Linked DNA regions of Homo sapiens: region 2 is linked to region 1. A link is an interaction called in ENCODE POLR2A ChIA-PET data of the cell type or tissue named here. Cell type or tissue: PC-9. All regions are shown on one strand.

What was found. ChIA-PET counts read pairs that join two places held together with the same protein. Peaks named below come from ENCODE experiments on the same cell type or tissue, not always from the same donor. Only the 100,000 strongest peaks of a DNase experiment are listed, where the experiment ranks them.
Region 2: POLR2A ChIA-PET joins it to region 1 with 6 read pairs; 1 of 35 experiments calls an interaction of 5 or more read pairs at or near these places.

What each region holds. Positions count from the first base shown.
Region 1 is chr20:57,747,307-57,749,806 of GRCh38, forward strand. No RefSeq gene overlaps it. Among named protein-coding and RNA genes, the nearest start is that of NKILA, 38 kb to the left of the region's middle. RefSeq lists enhancers at 367-1,226, 1,227-2,084. In PC-9, no CTCF peak of the experiment used is centred here; a DNase peak (open chromatin) is centred at 1,405; H3K4me3 peaks cover 1,156 bases.
Region 2 is chr20:57,430,449-57,432,948 of GRCh38, forward strand. No RefSeq gene overlaps it. Among named protein-coding and RNA genes, the nearest start is that of RBM38-AS1, 39 kb to the left of the region's middle. RefSeq lists an enhancer at 2,293-2,342. In PC-9, no CTCF peak of the experiment used is centred here; a DNase peak (open chromatin) is centred at 1,033.

The DNA.
Region 1 (2,500 bases):
GGAAATCATGAACTTGGAAATGTTGGAAGCATGTCCTCTGTTAACCTTCTGCACACCTCAGTCGTCTGCACTTCACCGTCATACTTTCTGCCATGTCTGGCTGCCACTCATACTATTTCTTCGCTTTTTTCTTTAAGATAAGTTAACAAAGTTTTTATATAGCATTAAAAATGTTTTCATTATGGAAAATTTTAAATACATACAAAAGTGGCCTGAATAATATAATGTAATCTAATCTAATACAATATACTCATAATATATAATGTATGTATTATATATAACATGTCATATTAAATGTTGCAATATAAGATACAATATTTGAAATGATATGTAATATACCCATCACTTCGCTTCAAAAAGTGTCCACTCGTGGCTGATCTTGTTTCTTCCATGTCTTCACTCGCTCCTCCACTGCAGATTACTCTGAGGCATACCCCAGAAATCATGTCTTTGCATCCACAAATATTTCAGTATCTCTCTCCCTCTGAAATGTTCGACTAACTTACAAAACTTAATTTGTCTTAAAAGTGAACTCTGTATCACTACCCTAAGAGGAAATCTGGGTAACTTTCCAAAACTAGATGGAAAAATAAACACCGCGAAAGTAAAATAGTGTTACCCATGTCTACGTGAGCGTGAGCCTGCTCTCTTGGTTCAAAAAAGGAATCCAAGTGCTCAGGGAGTGTTGAGGACAAGTTGGCACCCAACTGAGACTTTCTCCTTCACAGATAATTAGGAAGGGTGAAAGACAATTGGGAGGGGAAAACTTTCTCTCTGTTTGGTTCGTTGTTACCTGATACTGAACCATAACCTCACTCCTACCGGCACGTCTGCCCGGGGTGCCGGCCACTCCTGGGTGCCACAGCTGCAAGCATAGGCACCCACGGGCAGGGCTGGCTTTCAGGGACGTGCTGCTGCTGGTGCAGGAGGCCCGCCTGGGTTCAGATCCTGGCGTAGCCCTTCCTGAGTATGTGAGCTTGGGCACACAGCAAACTCCCCGGCCTCAGTTTCCTCATCAGGGAAATGGGGGCAGGAGTAGTGGTACCACGCATGGCTGTTGTGAGGCTCACGAGATATTCCAAGTATAGAGTTTAGAACGGAGCGTGACAGAGCAAAATCTCAATGAATGGCAGCTGGTGGTGGTGTTGTTTTTATTGTTATTATTACTAGCAGCTAAGTAGACATCCCGATTTCTTCCAAAGTGTCCCCTCAACAGTGGAGCTGGAGTTACCTTTTCTCCCTGGTCTTCCTGGTGGGGGCTAAGTCTTGCCCTTTCTCCTGCCCCAGGCATTTTGGTTTCTGAATTCCTGGAACTTTGCACCGCAGCATCGGGGCTCTCATGATCCCCTGAGCCACTTAGCCTGCCAGCCTGTGAGTCACCTCTGTCTACTGGGGAAAACCAAGCGGCCCAGAAAAAAAAATTCCAGACTCCCATGGGCGTCCCCAGCTGCCTGCTGCCGGGATGAGCAGCGCCACCGCCACCCCCATCCCTGCCAGACAGCTGGGCAGGCTGCCAGGTCCGCGGCTCACACCCAGGATGGCAGCAGACAGCTCCACTGGGCTGGGCTCTGCGTGTGTGTGCGTGTGTGTGTGCGCGCGCGTGTGTGTGCACGCGTGCGCCGCGTTCTTTCCCCTCTGCTGGCCTGGGTTGTTTCGCTCTGGGCTGCGCATTCATTTTTAGATTCCGGCCTCCTCCCTCCCCGCCATCTCCCGCTTCTATTCTTAGAAAGCAAACTGGGGTGTGCTTGGGCTTCGCAGGGAAGTCAGACAGAAGTTTGCCCACGTGCTCCGGCCGCCTGAGATATGGAGTTAATTAAAAAGGAGGCTTTGAGCGGCAGGTTCATTGGCCGGAAACGCAGCTGGCGGGGGCCAGGGCGAGCCTGGGGTGCCCGGCCCCCCTGCTCTAGGTGGACTTGGGGAGCTGAGTGGAGGCTCTGCCCAGCCCAGCTCCCAGGGCCTGAGAGGGCAAGGCTCTTGGGAGGGCCTGCCCTGCCTGGATGGGTTGGGGTGGCCGTGAGTGTTGGTTAAATATGAACTCTTCAAGCATGTTGAGCTGCTGAGAGATTTTTAATTAGATAAATAAATTGTAAAGGGTTTGGAGGAGGGTTGCCTTCAGGAAGCTGAGCTGGCTGAAATGTGCTGTCTGCGGAAGGAAGCCGACCTTCCTCAATGCCAGCCTGGCAGTGCAAGGGCAGGAAGGCAGGGAGAGAGGAGAGGAGGGAGGGAGGGGTGAAGGGAGAGAGATGGGAGGAGGAGGAGGGTCTGGGGGTACTGGAGTGTCTCAGTGTCAGAGGCGTTGGAACCAGAGCGACTCCATCTTGAGTGAGGGCTGGAAAATGAGGCCGAGACCTGCTGGGCTGCGTTCCCAGAAAGTCAGGCATTCTGAGCCTCTAGATGTTTATGGTTAAGGAACAAATTAATAATGTTTACTAAACAGACCCAGACTTGGGAGTGTCCAGATATCCTGATATCTGGAGAACAAAGGCATTCCTAATTTTAC
Region 2 (2,500 bases), 320 kb before region 1:
CCTGGCTAATTTTTTTTTGAGTTGGAGTCTGGCTTTGTTGCCCAGGCTGGAATGCAATGGTGCAATCTCAGCTCACCACAACCTCTGCCTCCTGGGTTCAAGCGTTTCTCCTGCCTCAGCCTCCCAAGTAGCTGGGACTGCAGGCACATGCCACCATGCCCGGCTAATTTTTTGTATTTTTAGTAGAGATGGGGTTTCACTATGTTGGCCAGGCTAGTCTCGAACTCCTGACCTCGTGATCCACCTGCCTCAGCCTCCCAAAGTGCTGGGATTACAGGCATGAGCCACCGCGCCCGGCCGCCTGGCTAATTTTTTAAAAACGTTTTTTTTTTCTCGAGACGGGGTCTCCCTATGTCACCCAGGCTGGTCTCAAACTCCTGGGCTCAAGTGATCCTCCTGCCTCAGCCTCCCAAAGAGCTGGCATAAGCCACTGTGCCTGGCCTAATTTACAAACTTAAAAGAGCAAATTTTGTGGAATATGAATTACATACTATTTTAAAACACAAGAGGACATCAGGCAAACCCGAACTGAGGCACACTTTGCAAAATACGTAATACTCTTCACTATGTCAAGGTCACAAAAGACAAAGAAAGCCCAGGGAAAGGCCCCTGGGTGGTTGCAGTGTGACGTGAGATCCTGGAGCAGAAAGTGGACATCAGGAAGAAGCTGTGAGTCCTGAACGTGACCTATGGTCTGATTCATATTATTGCATCGGCCGGGCACAGTGGCTCACGCCTGTAATCCCAGCACTTTGGGAGGCCGAGGCAGGTGGATCATCTGAAGCCAGGAGTTCAAGATCAGCCTGGCCAACATAGTAACACCCCGTCTCTACTGAAAATACAAAAAATTAGGCAGGCGTGGTGGCACGTGCCTGTAATCCCAGCTACTCGGGAAGCTGAGGCAGGAGAATCACTTGAACCTGGGAGGTGAAGGCTGCAGTGAGATGAGATTGCACCACTGCACTCCAGCCTGGGTGACAAAGCAAGACTTGGTCTCAAAAAAAAAAAAAAAATTATTGCATCAATGTGAATGCCTTAGTGTTGCTGATTGTCCTGTGGTTTTGTAAAATGCTAATAGGAAAGAAGCTGGGTGAAGGGCGTATGGGAACTCTCTGCACTTACTCTCTTTGCACCTTTTCTTTCTTTCTGGAGATGGTGGTCCTGGCTTGCCAGGGTCAAGCTCAGGGCTTGAGTGGGATTACAGGCATAAGCCACGGCGCCTGGCCTCACCTGCCTATTTATGATTACAGCAATTTGCAGGACCATAGTTTTGTGTGCACCAGTGAAACAGCTCACATGAGAATGATCTGCGCTGTGCACAGTGCTTCGATTTTGTGTTTTCCACTGATGACATGTTGAGGTCCAGGGAGGAGGGGTATAGGTGAGGCCCATTCTTGGAAGAGCAGCCCCCACCCACCCCAGGGCTCAGCCCTGTCACACCCGTCCCCCGAGGACTGGCATTTGGGCATCATCACCTTTTTACTACTTTCATCACCTTCTTCAAACGGGCCATCCGTGGAACTGCAGCAGGGCAGCGGGTCGGGGGTGGGGGAAGCGTGGGCCTGGGCTGGGGGTGGGCTTGGGGGCTGTGCACTGCTCTGTAGGCTCCCCGAGGCTCCTCTGATAGAAATCATCCTATCAGGATGCATGATCCAGGACAGTCACGCAGGGCTCAGAAGCCAGGACAGTCACTCAGGGCTCAGAAGCCAGGACAGTCACGCAGGGCTCGGAAGGGCCCTGCTCAGGGTTTCCTGCTCTGCTGTTACCATCTTGAAATTCTTCTTTCTTTTTTTTTTTCTGAGACAGAGTTCTCACTCTGTCACCCATGGGCATGATCTCCACTCACTGCAAACTCCGCCTCCCAGGTTCAAGTGATTCTCCTGTCTCAGCCTCCTGAGTAGCTGGGATTACAGGCGTGCACCACATTCCTGGCTAATTTTTGTATTTTTAGTAGAGACAGGGTCTCACCATGTTGGTCAGGCTGGTCTTGAACTCCTGACCTCAAGCGATCCGCCTGCCTCGGCCTCCTAAAGTGCTGGGATTATAGGCATGAGCCACTGCGCCCAGCCCATCTTGAAATTCCTGGTAATGTTTCAACAAGGGGCTCTGCGTTCATTTTGTCAAACTTCATGTGGACATCTGACAACAGCGAGCACCTTCGGAGCCCTGGTCATGTGCCAGCTCTGCCCTAGGCCAGCCACACACACTGCCTCCTTGAATCCTACTAGCCGTTCTGTTACAGGCATGGTCATCATCAACCCATTCTGCAGATAGGGAAACTGAGACTCAGAGAGCTCCTGATTCAGGCAATACCAGGTAACATCAGCTTTGAAAATCAAATCTGGCCAATCCCTTTTTTTTCAAACTGAGACCCAGAGCGGCTAGAGTTGGCTCAGGGACACGCAGCCCCTGTGTCTCACTGCAGGGTTCCCAGCCATTCCCCAGGGAGGAACAAGAGACCATCTGCCCCCCGGGTGCTTTCTCCGGGCCTTTTTGGAAG